Linked DNA regions of Homo sapiens: region 1 is linked to region 2. A link is a loop called in an ENCODE intact Hi-C map of the cell type or tissue named here. Cell type or tissue: OCI-LY7. All regions are shown on one strand. Links, peaks and the distances in the headings refer to the core of each region. The heading gives the core; the rest is flanking DNA.

The links. Peaks named below come from ENCODE experiments on the same cell type or tissue, not always from the same donor. Only the 100,000 strongest peaks of a DNase experiment are listed, where the experiment ranks them.
Region 1: a loop joins it to region 2, with 7 times the contacts of the local background. A loop is called at or near these places in 2 of 110 quality-filtered maps.

What each region holds. Positions count from the first base shown.
Region 1 is chr9:123,605,092-123,613,425 of GRCh38, reverse strand. DENND1A (DENN domain containing 1A) reads left to right here. Exons shown (of 24, transcript NM_001352964.2): 11 at 3,945-3,990. Among named protein-coding and RNA genes, the nearest start is that of MIR7150, 120 kb to the right of the region's middle. RefSeq lists enhancers at 4,917-4,966, 5,027-5,156. In OCI-LY7, for the core only: no CTCF peak of the experiment used is centred there; a DNase peak (open chromatin) is centred at 5,075; H3K4me3 peaks cover 1,514 bases; H3K27ac peaks cover 2,229 bases.
Region 2 is chr9:123,675,278-123,683,611 of GRCh38, reverse strand. DENND1A (DENN domain containing 1A) reads left to right here. Exons shown (of 24, transcript NM_001352964.2): 6 at 6,823-6,892. Among named protein-coding and RNA genes, the nearest start is that of MIR7150, 190 kb to the right of the region's middle. RefSeq lists an enhancer at 4,012-4,091. In OCI-LY7, for the core only: no CTCF peak of the experiment used is centred there; DNase peaks (open chromatin) are centred at 3,941 and 5,401; H3K4me3 peaks cover 2,824 bases; H3K27ac peaks cover 3,642 bases.

The sequences.
Region 1 (8,334 bases), core at 80-8,079, 70 kb after region 2:
GGAAAAACATGGACGTTTATGCCTCTGAATTAGAAAAGGATTCAGATGTGTTGGATTCTGAATATGAAGAAGTTTTTTTTTTTTAAATAGCTTACCCAATTTATTTTGCTGTTTTATTTTTAATGTATGCTCAAGAGTGATAAGAGGTTTTTAAAAATGTGTCCAAGTGATCAGAAAGTCATGAACCATTGTTTCATTGATAGTTTTTCCGTTATTGGTGGTACATTAGAAAGGAAAGGCACCCTCCTGACGAGAGTGATGAGCAACCCTCCTGAACTCAGTGGAGTATCCGGGAGACAAGAGTGTGCTTGGGAGTCAGAAATCCATGTGTAGAGATGGTGTGTGCCTGTCAAGCACCTCCCATTCCTCATGGCATCTTGACCATTCTTACCAGCAGTTTACCAGGTATCCTAGAGCGGGTATGCTACAGAACCAGGGCTGGAACAAGAAACCATTCTGTGGGTAATAGGAGAGTGGGTCCAATGGTGCCAGCCATGCCAGGGGCTCAGAGAAAACCCTACCATGTGCTGCTGCTGTGCCAGGTACGTCAGAGGTTGTCTCTAATCTCTACAACAATCCTGAAAGATTTCTACTAGGCCAGGTACTGCCTTATTGGAGAATGCTTTGCTAGGATATAACAAAAGATAAGAAACAGCCCTGTCCTTTAATTTTTAGTAATTCGGTGTCTAGGAATTCATGCAACATGAAGGTGTTCATTTTTATCACAGTGATACTTATAGAAAATTGGAAGCAACTTAATGTCTACTCTAGGGATAGCATTCGATAAATTATGATACATCCATATTTGGTGGAATATTATGCAGTCTTTAATAATCACAAAAATTATAGAACAATCTGGGAAATGTTCATGTAGCCAATGAGAAAATAAAACAATGTATGCACTTTATAATTTCAAAGATATAAAGCTGTTAATGTGAGCCAGTATTAGAAAGGAATGCAAAAGAAAAAGTAATTGTGTTAGGATAATATAATCATGGGTAGGTGTTTTTCTCCCCAAACATTTCTTTTAAAAATAAAAAGACAAAGAAGAGGTTCCAAGAAACTGAGTCAGTAGCTACAATAATTATTGAGATACAGTGAGAATAGAAATTGTTTTCAGACTGTACCTAGAATTACCCAATTGGATAAGTACCACATTGAGATGTTCAGGAAATTCTGGGTTTCTTTTTCTTCCCTCTCCCTCTCACCACTTGGAATTCGTAATTATATATTTGCAGAGCAAACATGCAGTAGATTCAGGGAAGTATCTGAGGCTTGATACGTAAATGATGACAATGTAAAAGGTATTTGTCCAAATTTGCATTCATACAAAACATGGAGCTGCTATGATTTCAGAATAAATGTGTTTTAAATATTTTCTAAATACAGAGCTGTTGCAGTTCTAACAATACTTGGCTAAGAAAACTACATTTCTGCGATAGGCCATAATTACTCTTTGGATAATTATTGGGCTTTAAAAAATGCCTATCTAAAGATACTTGAAGAATGAGTTCCATTTTGCCCTTTCTTGCCTCTTCAGTCTCTTCCATGAGGTCCCTTTTTCCTTTCAGGGTATCATTGATTTTTATTGTAGGACAAAAGGGTGTAGCATTAAAGTCTACATACATAAGATCCTATGGTTAAGTTATACAGAGGGGTTTTGCTATACATATTTATTTTCAACCGTTTGAATGTCTTTTTCTGTATATTAACTCATTTGTTGGAATTTCAGTTCTACAATTCTGGTTAAAACCCATGGTCACTGGTCAATTGCATGATTAAATGTAGGAGATGGGAAGGGTGATAAGATTTAGTTAAATATTATGGATTTGTGCTTTCTCCCTTCTATGTGTTAGGCTGTGCTTCTGGTCACATTAATAAGTGGCCATTTTTCTGGAATTTGTACTCTTCCTGCTTCCTTTCATTACATTAGGCAAGGTTCCACTAGATGAGACATTTGCAGTCTTAAGACTTCCTGCCAGGGTTCAGACTTTGTATTTTTGACATTGAAGCTGTCGTGTTCCTGAAGCTACTTAATTAGAAACACATTCATTTCAGTGTACACTGGAAAAAGCTTGGACAGCAGAGCCAGGCACACTGGGAAGTTTGAGCATTTGTGTAGCTGGCAGCTAAACTAATGGTTTACAGTTTAAGGGGAAAAAAAATATCACAGGGCATTTCCTTGCCCCTAGAAGCAAAGAGAAGCTGAATACACACAGCAGATACCTAAAAAAAAGAAGAAGAAGAAGAAGAAAAGACAACTCCACTTTCACTGCAATTGTGTGTATAGTTCTTTCTTTAGCTATTATCAAATACAAAAGTCTTCTAGAATAGTTAGCAAACTGAGCTGCTAATATTCAAGTCTGTTTTACATGTTCCCAAGACATATTATATTACTGCTGAGATCTGTAGTAAGGAGGACATTTTATATTCTGGGGAAAGAAAGGATTTTTGCTTGAATTTTATTTGTTGAATGGTAATGAGGGAATTGTGTCCTTTCTTATTTTTAAATGTTTGAGCAATTTAAAAATATACATGTGATGTTTAGAAACCTCCCTTGCCTATCCATTGCTTTCAGGATAAAGCCTAAACTCCTTAGTATTCAGTTGGAAGCAAACCTCTCCTGTCTCATTACTTACCACTCCTTGTTTCTCCAACTTTGTCCCCAAAGAGCCATTCTTGTCCATCCACCTCTACTCTACCAGCTGCCCCAGAAGAAAAGTACCTGTTCACCCCAGTCTGAGTCAGGTGTCTTTTCTCTAGGTTCACAAAATACCATCTGCACATTTCATAGACTATATCCCATACTACAGAGACAGATGGAAAAGTTGCCAATCACACCCTTCCTCGCTATCCCTTGACCTCCTTCCCCTAACCCAAAGGAAAGCATTGCATGGGGAGTGAGCTTGGGGATTTCAGGTTCTATATTACAAAGTCAGTGTGGCACAAAGGAAGAAATGCATACTTGGGAATCAAATCCCAGGTCTACCACTGACTTTGTTTTGTGGTATTAGGTAAGTGATTTAACTAACCTCTTTAGGCCTAGTCCCTTCTCTGTAAAATGGGTATTGTATCTATGGGTATTGCAAAGTTGTTATGTGGATTAGAATAGATGAATTTAAAGTTCCTCATATAATGTCTAGCACATTTGTTATTGGTAGGTAACATAAATGATAATGTATACACACACACACATACACACCGACCCCTGAAATCAACGGCAGGACCGGTGTATCCAAAATGCCCAGGTTTTAAACCCATTGGAGTTTAGTTCTCATGCCTTTGCTCAGTCACTGACTTAGGCAACCCGTGGCTCCGTGAATGAAGCAGTTGGCAGAGGCTTTCTGAATTATAGTGTCATGGGATGGCATGTGTGCAACTGGGGAGGAGATGCTTGCTGGCAGCTCTCCAAGTACTTTGTCCAATCAGAATGGACAGTTAGATCACATCTCTTGATGACAGAGGAAGCAGCAAATACAAAATATTCTTCTTTGAAACACATTATGCCCTTCATCCAACCTTAACTGCTTTTTCTGTTGTAATCATGGCAATAATCGTTCCCATCTGTATTAGAACTCTGCTGATCATTTAACGTATATTTTCTTTGATTCTAGTAACAACGTGCTGGCTGGAATCCAGGATTCCATTTTAAAGATAAGGCAACTGAGGCTGTGCAGTTGCAGAGCCGCTCTTTAGGGGCTAATATCAAGGTTGATGCTCTTCCTGCTACCCATGCTGTTTCCAATGCTGCCCACGTTTTGAAATTCTTCTGAAGTTTCTAGGCTTGGGAACAAAATGTCATATTAGGATTTTTGTTGTGAAAGGAAATGTAACTATGCATACGTTTATTAAAACAGTTTTTCTCCAAATAGTGAACCATCTGTAATTTTCTGTCAGAAGCAACAGACATTAAAGCAGCTGTGTGTCTCTGTTTCTCTTCACAGTGCTCCCATGCCCTACCTCATAGGAATCCATTTAAGTTTAATGGAGGTAAGTTGGCTTCTTTCCTCCCCAGATGGCTCTACCTGGGGCTTTGTTTCATTGTGTGGCGGTGGAGAGACCCAGTCTCAGCAGTCACAGCTCTGCACGTGGGAGCATGCTGAAGCAGCACCTCCCAGCGTACAGAGCTGAGCGTTCGGTTTGGACGCCGTGCACTGGGCTCTGTTTTCAGGGTTTTCCCACTTTGCCGAGAGACTGTGGATTTTCATGGGTTGAGGGAATGAGAGTCAAGGAGGCAGGAGGAAAGGGTTCTTTAAGGGTTTGAACGAGGGAAGGGAAATGATTTGCTTTTCAAAATGTTTGTTCTAATCGCTATAGCAATATTGCATTCTTCATTGTAGTAAATGTGATATAAAATGTATATAGAATCATGAAGAAGGAAATTAAAATTATGCACAATGCCATTATTCCAGATTGAACCATTGTTAGCATTTTACTAATCTCCCTCTTGGTCTTTAGTCTCTAAATATATGTTTTGTATAAATATGTATAATTGATATACTTTATAATTTTGTGTCTTTATTTTAATTAACATGGCTTGGGAATCTCTACATGTTTTTATCTACTCTCAGTAATAATTTTTAATTTGCCACCTATCATTCCCACTATTTGGATATACCACAACGTAACTGTTTTCCTACTGTTGGACACTGAGGTTGTTTATAATTTTTCACTATTATAAATAGCATTTCAGTGAACATCTTTATGCATAAGGCTTTATCTGCATTTTGCCTCATTTCCCTAGCATAGAACCCCTAAAGTAGAAATGCTTGGTCAAAGCTATGCATCGGATGCCAGATTGCTTTCTGTATGGCTGTACCAATTAGATAGCAATTCTTTTAAAGGACTTTTCTGTGCTTTTGTAAGTGTCATTAGTTTGTAGACATGTACCCTAAGCCCTTTCCTCCTCAGGAGAGAGTTTTAATTTGTACTAGAGCAAAATGAGGCGTGGGGAGGGTGCTTGCCTGTGTTGCACAGGAGATAAGCTCTCAGAGGGAAAATCTACAGCCATGTCCGTCTGCGGTGGTGCTTTGCATGTCTTGAAGGAAGTGCTACTTCTCTTCTTCTGTTCCCTTCATTTCACGTCGACGAGGACCACCTGCTTCACTAACTGTTGCACACTGTGCTATTGTGCTTACGAAAATGAAAGAAGTTGGTTATCGAAAAACCTGTTTGTTTGACATTGAGAATCTTGATCAAAATAGACCACAGAAATCTGCTCAAATTTCTAATTTGACAGGCCGGCCATGTGGCTCCTACATTCTGTTAACAGTTCCTCCTTGTCATCACCCAGCCCTAAGCACATACAGTACACAGTTTATGGACTATCTGGGATGATGTATTTAGATCAGATTGAAGAGATTTCTTCTGTGTTTTACCTTTGTTTGTCAAGTTTGGGGGTCTATTCAAAGCTCCCGTATGAAAAATTGAAATTCAAAGTAAATACTTACCAATGGACCGTTAGTGCCAATTGCTGTAGAGTTTGAAACACTAATATAACGACTATTTGGTCTATCGGAGTCCACAGTTCCCTCCCGCTTGCCTCTCCTCCTGCCTTCCAGACTGCTCCAGCACAGGCTTTTTCAGATTCCTTTTTATGTCCCAGCGCCTCAGCATTCTCCAAGTTTCTAGTTTTGTCTTTCTCTTCTTTTCTATGTGCCCTCTAGTCACCTTGTTTAAGGCCTCTTGCTTCAGCTACCAGGTCAATGTCAATGACTCAGCTGGGGTTCTAATGCTGGTCTGCCTCTCTCTGAGCTTCAGGTCCAAAGTTTAAAGTGCCAGTTGGATTTCACCTGGATGTACTACGGATGTCTCCCCCAGTCTTCCCCAAACAATTTATTGTCTGCACACACACACACACACACACACACACACACACTCTCTCTCTCTCTCTCTCTCTCTCTCTGTGTGTGTGTGTGTGTGTGTGTGTGTGTGTGTCTCTCTCTCTGTGTCTCTCTCTCTCTCTCTAAGCCACTCCACTCCCCTTCCACTGTTCCTGGTCCCTGTGAATGGCACTACTGCCTTCAATGGCACCTAAGTGGAACACACTGATCATGGCTGAATGCTCTTCTTCCTCATCCTCTCTAAATACTCACAAAGCTCCAAAACGTCTCTCGCCCTGTTCTTTCCTCACTGCCTTCATTGACACTTTGCTTTCTTGGATTCTTGCAAAAGCCTTATTCATTTGATAAACAACATGAGGGTCTCTTATGTTCCAAGCATTTTGCTAGGTCCTGGAGGTATGGAGATGAATATAAAGTTCAGTGCATAGTCACAACATTGCATGGGTTGCCCTCCAGCTGGTCACTTGATAACCATGGGCTACATAATACTTGAGGAGGAGCCTTCCAGCCTCCCCTACACAGTCCCTGGGTTCTGCACAGTCTCTCCACTACTGTCAAGCCTTCTGGCTGGTCACTGACCCATGTTAGCTTGTGCTCCTGCTGATCCCTAAACATATCCACATTCCCAACCCTCTGCATGCATCAGCCCTGCCCTTCTCCACCTCTTCCAAGAAGTCCTCCTGCTCTGTTTTCTTCTTTCACTTATGGTGCCTCTTGCTCTGAATAATAGCTGTTTGCTTCCTTGTTCCTCTCCATCATCCCCTGGAGCATGACTTCTTTGGGAACAAGGACTGTTCCCATTCACTGTGGTGTCCTCAGCACCTAACAGGATGCCACACAGGTGATATTCTCTGAGCAAATGCTTTGTGAAAAGAAGCGTTGAGTGAATGCTTGGAAAGCTGTAATTGGGAGCACATTTAGAAGCCCTCTAATAGGCATCACTGTTTTCAGGCAACCCAATGCCATAATTTTACTTACAGGTGCGGGAAGTGAATTTTTTACTTTTTATATAATTGTAAGTAATTTAAAATAAGGCCTTTTGTAGTAAAACATGCAGTGTAAAATATGCGTACATTTTGCAGCTGAAACTTGAGACAGAGTTTTGCACTTACATGAATGGGTGCAGGTCTCTTCTGCTCAGCCTTTGAAGGGCGTTAAGGGAGAAGGCTTAGGAAGCACTGGCCCAGATAGATCTTAGCCCTGCTGATTGACGGAGGCTGGGGAGGAGTTTGCTGTGCTGAACTCCTGTGTAGTCAGCACAAAAATAAAAACAAAAATGGGAGTTGTCCCACTCTTGAAACCAGCCAAGACACTTTATGAACAAAGAAGTGTTTCCTGAGTGTGTAGGGCAGCCGTGAACTACTGAATCTTAGAATTCAGTCTCCTGACCTCCTCCCTGGAATTTCAGCTCAGATTCCGAGTGCTCTAGTTGTGCTTTCTGATGGGGCTTATCTAGTTCGATTGTACCCTTCAGGTGAAAGGGATACTCCTTCTGCGGTTTCTTGCAGGAACCTGTAGCTCAGACCTGGGGCCAAAGGAAAGCCGTTTACGGAAGGTGCTCAGGAAGGCCCATCTCCTCTCGCTACACTAGTTTTCTTACTGGCAATTCAGCAAAAGGCTTATTTTTGACTGTCTTGTTATTTTTTCTTGAAAGCTATAGGCACCTTATTATGCCTTTGCATATGTGCCAGAATTTTTTAAACTTCAAATGAATGTGGCAGATGTTCATAAAAGTTTAGAAAAAGCTACCATAGGAAGACTTTTTAACCATTTTTATGACACTCAAATTTGTTGCACAAAAAGAAATATAAATTACAAACTTGCATTGTTATTTTTAAAAAGGTTATTTTGGGGAAAGACCTAATTCTGGTTCATGCTCTTACAGGATGCCATTAAATGATAACCTAGTCACCTTACAGAGTCCGCCTTCCTCCCAAAGTGACAAGTGTATACCTGATCGCCATTCTTCTCTCTCCTTCTGCCTGTTTATAGTTTCTCTCTCATTTAAGCAATCTGAGGCTAGTGGCATGTTAGCAGAATAGCCAAGGGTATTGGCATAGACCTAGTTTCTTCTTGGAGAGAATGATCATGCTAGCTGGCAGCTAGGAAATCCCAAAACACGGCCAGATTCCACAGTGACTGTCCTTTCATTCAAGCGATCTCAATTTAGCTCAAGAGACATTTATGCAGCCCCTCTTCTGTGCCATCTCTGGTAGCAGGTGCCAGGTCATGTCTGGTCGATGGTGCTTCTCCTGTTTGATAAATGAAGACCTTCCTCCTCAAGCCTCACAAACAATGCTTTGTGTACAGACCTCAGAGTGACATGAGGGATGCATCCAGAAGGTATTTTCTATCCTTCTTGGTGGTGGGATGGTCAGGAAGGAGAAGGGAAAGGTGACAGCAATGACAGTTCCAGACAGAGGATCCGGTGGCTTGTAAATGAAGTTCCACCCATACACAGGGGCAGTGAAGTAGAGCAGTTAGAATGTGA
Region 2 (8,334 bases), core at 222-8,221:
GGACCAAAAGCTCATAGTAAAAATGAGGAAAAGGTTAGGATTTTATCTAGAAAAAGTATAAAAAAGTATAAATTTACCTCAACAAACTCTGTCTCTTAATTCCAACAATGCAGTAATTCTTAGAAAGAATAATGCATCAAGTATTGTGGGGAGAGGAGGTTATAATTTTTCTGACTTAATAACAGTTCATAGTTGACTTTCACAGCATAATCATAAAAGGAGTCATTTTTTTCCAAAAGTATTTGAGGACTTCAGTTTCCCGAAGGTCTCTTTTATCCTTTCATATTGAAATCATTTTCTTTTGATGTGACTGTTGTGTTACTATCCTTGTTTTTCTTGATTTTTCTCTTCATGTCTTGTTAAGTGGTCTAATACAGCCAGGTCTTCATTTGTCAGTGACTTTGCCTCAACTCTGTGCAGGTATCCAGCATGTCCAACATGGGCTTCATAAAATCCAGTCTCCTTTGCAAGAGTTGTAGTTTTAGTTCATGGCAAATTTGCATTTTATTATAGATGTTTGGCTGAGATACAGACAGAGGAGCAGGGATAGATGCTAGGTGAAACTTGAAAGGGTGGATAGGGGACGTATTGTCTGGAAACTGGAAGGGTGGAGAAGGGTCATGTTGTTTGAAGCAGTCACATTGTTGGTGAGTATTTTCCTCTTATAAGAGCTTCTGTTTTCCTGCCCATTCTGGTTGACCACATGGTATGAGGAATTTCTGTAGAATTCTGGAGGAGCCTCTGACCCAGACACCAGGAATCAAAGAGAGATTCCCAAAGCTGAGATTGCCAAGGGGGACAGGAAGCGTGTTCTGGATTGGTGGCTGTCATGTCCATCAGGTACATTAGCAGGTGGTGTATATCTTTTCATAGAGGAGGAAACTGAGTTTTGGGAAGACCGCTTTCTCGAGGTGTCACATCTAGAAAGGAGCAGAACTAAGATTCAAACTCGGGGTTACCAGACTCAAGCCAGTGTTCTCCCCAGCATGTGCCATGCTGCTCTGCTTTTTAACATTGGGGAGGAGGTTTTTTTGTTTTGTTCTGTTTTGTTTTAATAGGAAGGCTTTAAATATTGAGTGCTGAATGGTCTTAACCAAGGGATGCTTTGCCATTGGAAACACGTTGGCAAAATCTGCTGACAGAAAGAAAGGGATACCTCTCCTCAGGTATTCAACATGGAATGTCAGGAGCTCCTCAGACAGTAGCAAGTCACCAAAAGCAACTGAAAGACCCTGTGTCATGTTACTTTTAAACTCATCAGTCCCGACATGAACACAAGCAGCTCTGCCGCAAGTCTTCCCCCGGGAGGCACTGCTTCATTGTATCATCTATTCTAATGGTGCCTGAGTGTTACATCCTAAAATTTTATTGCAAATTACTTTTATTTTTATTTCTCTTTTATAGGAGAGCCAGAGCATTATTTTGGTTTTGTGAATGACTAGATTACATTAAGATTTTGTTTTTAGGATAGCAAAGTAGATGCTGGTTCTGATAAGGCTGAAATCCACTGGGCTCTGCTGAGGTCAAGATGAGGGGAAAGAATTACTTCCCACCTGGTTCTAAAGCCATCGCTCATGCGCTTTCTTCTGCCTGTCATGCAGATTTTGTCAGTGGAAGCCCCTCCTCACTGGCTTTCGTGTCCTGTTGATATGTCCTGATCATGTGTTGAGCACTGCTATTTTTTTTTTTTTTTCCTAACCCAACACAGCATTTCCCAGCCCCAGCCCTGGAATCAGACATTTTTTTTCAAGGAGCCCAGGTTCCTATTACTGGAGAATAGTATTTAGAAACCAATATCTGGGCACTAAGTGTGCTCATTATAATTGGGATATCTCTGCTTCCAGGCCTTCTCAGTGACTAAAACTAGGGAAGGTATGTATGTACATAGATTTGTATTTCTATTTATTTTATCTGTCTCTACTTTCCTACCTGTCTACTGAACATCATGATGCCCCACAGTTACATTCAGTTCCAGTTTGACACCGTGGGGTTCATTCTCATTCTTTCCCTAACTGGATTTGTAACTCTCTTCTGATAGTAAGATACCTGGTTCCCATTATATATTTACCAGCTTGGTCAGTCTTGATCTGTTCCTTGTTTGTAACCAGTGGCCCTCTGCTGCAGCCCCCTTCCTACACAGCGCCACCCTCCTCACCCTGTTTTTACAGTAGCATGTGCTACTGTTTGAACTGTGGCACCTTAGGCAGAGCTGCTGCTGCCCCTTCCTATCACGGACAGCATTCTCAACCACATGGACTCTGCCTCGCCTCCCTCCCCTCCCCCGACCCCCACTTTGGTGGAAGCCCTCCCACCCCTCAGGCTCTGACATCCCACATTGAACTGCCTTCCAGATGTTCTTTGTACTCTTCTGGGTTCTAATACCATTGCTGGTCAGGCCCTCCACTCCACATAGATGCTGTCTTTATCCCATGCCAGGTCTAACCCCTCCTTGCCCCCTTGAGTCATGAAACTCCAAGTCAGGCCTCCCCCATGAGACTCCCTCCTCATCCTGCTCAGACGCTGACTTTCCCTTACTAGGCCCCTCACTCTGCTTGGGCCCCAGCACACTATGCCCAATGACCCCTCAGTGGGACACCCTTCTCCTCCCACTTGGACTCTAACACCAGGTTGCCCCTTCGGGAGGACAGCTTCCTCCCCTCACCTGAGTCTGATGTCCTGCTGTGGACCAGCATTCTCCCAGGTGGTTGCTGCCTTCCTCGACTTGGTCAGCCTCTCCCACCATCCCTGTCCCCTGCTCTCTTCCATACCTACCTTGCCTGGTCCCATCTCATAGCTTTGAACTGAACTAGTAGAAAGAGGTGTCGGAGAGCTCTTAAAATTTTTTAATGGTTTTCTGTTTTAATACTTAAAGAAGTGGAATCCCTTTATATTCACGCTGAACTTACACAAGGCCAGTCATCCACGTGTACACAAACTCACCAGTTGGAGTGATTATCATCCCAAGTGGAGTGAGATTAGAAAAGGCAGTCCTCTGCTCTCAGTTCAGCTCAAGAGCCAGCAGCTCACCCGGTCGACAGATTTAGATGCAGGATGCTGTCATTCAGCCTGACCCCACAACTCAGGTTAACTACTTTGTGTTTACACAGACCATGTCCGCCATATTTGGAGGTAATTTAAGGGCTTTTTCAGGGTGATTTTGACTATGGGCTGTTGCTGCCATAAGTGCTGTCTTTAGAACCTGCCCTTGCCCTCCTTACAAGGGCCGGTGGGACCCCGGATCGGGAAGGCAGTGGGTGGAGGAAACTTCTCAAGTTTAAAACTTATTACCTCATATGAAACACAAGCCTCTCCATTTGACTCTCAGGCCTGGGAGTGAGGGTAGAGCCTGGGACAGAGTTACCTGAGCCACAGTGGGTGAGAAGGGAGAGAAGCCTGGATCCAGGCAGGTGCCTGGGGAGCAGGCTGTTCCTTTTCGCTTTTCTCTGTCTTCTGATTGGGTCATGATGATGCTCCATGATCATCTTCTACATCAGTCCGAAAGCCTAAACTAAATAAAGCACTTGGGAAGGACTTCCAGCTCCTTCCACCCAAACTGTTACTCTGTTGTGGGTGTGTCTCTTTCTGATGAGGACCATAGCTTTCTTGAGTGCAGGAGGACCCTTTGTGCCACAGCCTTGGACAGAGCCCACCATAGTCCCAACTGTGGTACTCCGCAGTGGGGACTCAAGCCGTCACACAAAGGCAGCAGGCAGAGGCGGACCACGGATGGTCGCACCCCGTTAGATGTCCAAGGTGGTGCAGTGTACTAGAGTGTTTGTTTCTGTCTTTGGACTGGGAAGGATTGTTTATTCAATGATGACAGACACACGCAGACTGGAGTGCAGGGTCCCTGCAGCCTCACCTGCAGCCTAGCAGGCCGCGCAAGCTGTTGTGGCGGCTCTAATGAAGCAGGACAGGAAACGCCGCTGGATAGAGCTCCGCTGTGAACCCTGGCCTCCCAACAGGGGAAAACAGGGGCCCTTTGAAGAAGAAGACAGCTGGGTTTCGGTTTCAAAACCTTAACACTGCCATCACTAGATATTCATCTGTGAGTGTACAGGGGACAACATGTGGGGAACAGTTGTGTCCGGTCAGGCCAAAGGGAGAAAGAAATGGCTGATTTCCAGGGTAACTGCAAAACTTCTTGTGGCCAGTGGTTCTGCTTAGCATAGCCAAAAAGAATTGACTTGGTGAGGCTGAGGCTGAGGCTGAGGCTGAGTGTGAGAACCAGGGTGCCATCTATAGTAGGCTAGGAGCTCCTTCCCACGTCACCTCCTTCATCCTCACAGCAGGTGACAACTTGGAGGCTGGAGCTTCTGTGCCCAAGCCACATTGGTCAGTTGAACCTACTCATCCAAAACTACTTCGATGGATTCTGTAGTCCTAAACTGTCAGAGCACCCAGCCTGCCCCATATCACTTCACCAAATATTTCTAAAATGATTCAGTTTTTCTCTTGTTTACTTGAAGTCACAGTTTTCTTGCAAGATTCTACTTCCCCTTCTTGCCTTTTCCCCCCTGCCTCCTGACTTTCAGTGGCTGGATTTAACTAGTGGTATTTTGCTTTCAGGAAAAAAAAAATTTGTAATCCTTGGTCAAATTTGTTTACTGAGTCGTCTAATCTGTGCAAGAGTTTTCTTCTGAGGGGATTTCTCGTTCATACTATAATGGCTTTTAACTCGGCCGAGGTTTATTTAACAGAATAGGAAAGGAGAAACTTATCTGCTCCCTAATCCCTCTTGAATGTTTACATTACTCTGCCAAAGTAAATGCTGTGCAAAGTGGCAGCAGTCATTTGCTATGTAATAGTCAATATGCAGCTGCCAGGGCTGATTGAAACATATTAACATAAGTGATAATACTGTCATAGAAGTGAAAAGTTAAGTTGCTTATCAGTATATTTTGATAAGCTACTTAAATTTTACAGTAGCATGTGCTGGCTTTAGACAGACGTTAATGACAGAGGACTGTGCACTTTATCTGTTCTCTTTGTTGCCTCTCACTTCATTTATTACCCTCAGTGGCGCAGCCGGTAATCTGTACAGGGTGCTGATTCCCCTCTCCCTGGCAGGATATCACATCTGTGCGCTACCTCGTGTCCATATCTGTCGGTATTGGACTCTGTTAGCACAGCAGGGCAGACATGACCAGGCCGGCAAGCGCTTGGTACAACCTTCTTCTCGCTTGCTGTTAGATGTAGCTTTGGAAAATTTCCTTCTAGAGAACAAAGCCGTTGAAAGTAAGTGGCAAAACTGCTTGGGGGTGTGGATACTTTTCAACAATTCCATAGGATGCGTGCACCCTTGCCGTCAGTCTTTGTCTGGCTTTATTTGCTCAGTAAACGCTGAGCACTGACGGTGTGCCAGGTGCCATTCTTGGCACCGGAAAGACAAAGTGAAGAAAGATAGGCCCCTTCCTCTCTGTTTGCATGTGGTCTGTTGAGAAAACAGACATGCCATTGAGGACTGCATCATGTGGGGAATGTTCTGAGAGCAGCATTCTCATGACCAGGGCAGCACAGAAAAGAGAGAATTAGGGCACATGAAGTGGGGATGGGGAGGGGGTGAGGGACAGTTAGGAGGATGAGTAGAAATCAGCTAGACTAGACCCACAGAGGTCTGGGAGAAAAGGGCCCAGTGTATGTAAGCCCAGGCAGGCTCAAAGATACCAGGACGTTCCGGAGTGAGAGGAGTGAGGGGAGCATATCTATGAGGAAGTAGACAGAGGACAACCAGAAAAGTGGGCAAGGGCCTGGCAGTGAAGAGCCCCAGAAGTCCATCCTAACAAATGTGGACTGGATCCTGGAGTGACGGACATCATTGCAGCAATTAAGTACAATGTGCGATGGAGATTTGCATTTTAGAAAAACCATTCTAAGAGCCGTGGCCAGGTGGCTCACGCCTATAATCCCAGCAGTTTGGGAGGCCGAGGCAGGCAGATAACCTGAGTTCAGGAGTTCGAGACCAGCCTGGCCAGTATGGTGAAACCCCGTCTCTATTAAAAATACAAAAATTAGCCAGGCATGGTGGCGCACACCTGTAGTCCCAGCTACTCAGAAGGCTGAGGCAGGAGAATCACTTGAACCAGGGAGGCAGGGGTTGCAGTGAGCCGAGATCATGCCACTGCACTCCGGCCTGGGTGACAGAGTGAGACTCCATCTCAAAACAAACAAACAAACAAACAAAAAACAAGCCACACAGAGTGGACCACAGGACTGAGGTCAGCAGCCAGTCTGCTCTGAGTGAAGGGGAGCAATGGCCAGGACCTGGTGGAGGGCAGTGGGGATGGGGAAGTGGAACTCATCTTGAAGTAGATAGAGAGATGGTGTGTGATGGGTAGAATGTCTGTTGCAGCAACATGGATGGCTTTGGGCTCATGGGGGCATTGGGACCCTTTGCAGATGCCTGCAGTGGGAATGCTGTGTGTGTGTCAGTGTGTGTGTCTGTGTCTGTGTCTGTCCCATCATGAGAAACTGAATAGAAGCTTTCCTGGAAAGGGTGGGTGTGCTGGGAGAGGCCAGGGGACTTCTCAGAGATGGTGCCTGATTGTGGAGTCGGCTTTGAATTTCTTCTCTGTGAACTGTTCTAGCTCTGAGGCATGGGAATAATTTATAATGGACATTTAATCCTCTGCCTTGCACAGGCAATTTTTTAAACTCTCAGAAATAATTAGCATTTCGCCAGTTTGTGTTTCCACCAGTCTGTGACAGGAAGACTCTTCAGGATGTAGAGCAAAACTGAAATGTATCAGTCTTGAATTAGATCCTGGTTAAAGTTTTTGACCTGCATACTAATATTTCATGTGTTTCCTCTTCTTCCTCCAGCTATCTCCCCTGGTTCGAGGTATTTTATAAGCTGCTTAACATCCTGGCAGATTACACGACAAAAAGACAGGTATTTACCTTTTTAAAATAATTCTTTTAAACAAATAAGCTTTAATTTTTATGATGAAAAAGTAAAACATGCCTTATATTTTACCAAAAAAGTGATGCATGCCCATTATAGGAATTTTGGGAAATTCAGAAAATAATAGGAAGGAAAAGAAAATCACTTTTAATTTGCCCCACTCCCTTCCCTAAAATAAATATTCCTAGCATTTTGGGTTGTTTTCTTTTTTAAGTTTTTCTTTGCATTAAAGAAATGATAAATAGACCCTTAACGTTCACAGAGTTAATGTTCAATTTCTAATATTCCCAAGCAGCCCGGAAAGTTTGTGACATGTATTAAATTATAATTTTGCTGAGGCACATATCTGAATTGCTCATGTCATGCTGCAGATCTGGGGTTTGCAAGTAAAACACTTAACCAGCAAGTGACCTACCCAGCTGTCCTGAGTTCCCATTTCAATAAAGCTTTGTGGTGCTTTTACAGTAACTTTTGTAGGGGTCTGAAAATGACGTTAAAAATTCATCTGTACCTTGCTGTACTTTTGGAAGAAGTGGTAAGGTAAGGTATCTTCCATGGATGTCAAAGGCCAGTTGGACCTTTATGTAGATTTTTGTAGCCCACATTTTCAGATACCATTATAATGAGCATGCCTCCCACACTATTAAAAATGTTATAAATATTTTTCATGGCTGCATAGCATTTTGTCATGTACCTTGATTTACCAAAGCATTTTCCTATTATTGGAAATTGTTAATTGTTTGGGATTTTTCTACTGTTATGAGAAGTGTAACCATTCGCATCTATGAGGGTAAAGCATTTTCTTCATTTTGGATTGTTTCCTTAAAAGGAGAATCCCAGATGGGCCACTGTAAGATCAGTGGACATAAACATTTTTAAAACATTTGTCAAACTGCTTTCCAAAATAATTCTGCTGTTTTCTTAAAGGATACCCTTTACCAGCAATGTAAGAGAGTGCCTGGGTCACGATACTCTCATCAGGATCATTTGTTGAATTTGTTGTTTGACAAGTAAAAAAGTCTCATTGTTTTAATTGCATTTCTTTGATTATTAATGAGTTGGATATTTGTCTATATATCTAATGTCTTATATTTTTCTTTTTGTAAATGGCCTAAGATTTTTAATTAAAGTGATCCATTATTATTAAACGTTAAGGAAAAATTTCCCTTAATTTTTTTCTGTTGAACGTTCTGAGCAATTTGAGTGTTAGTTCTGAGAAATGGTCCATGAAAAGGGTGCCAGTTCAGCCACACTGGGGTCCAGGGAAGGGAAAGCTGTGTTTCATTTTCATCTCCTTAAGATTCATTTAATGTAAGCTCTACGAAGTCTTGCATTGGAGAAACCTGGGTCGCCTGTGCTTCCCATCTTGTTTTGCCCCAAACCCCTTTAATTCTGTGATAAATCTTAGCATTCTGAGATAGCAGTGTTTC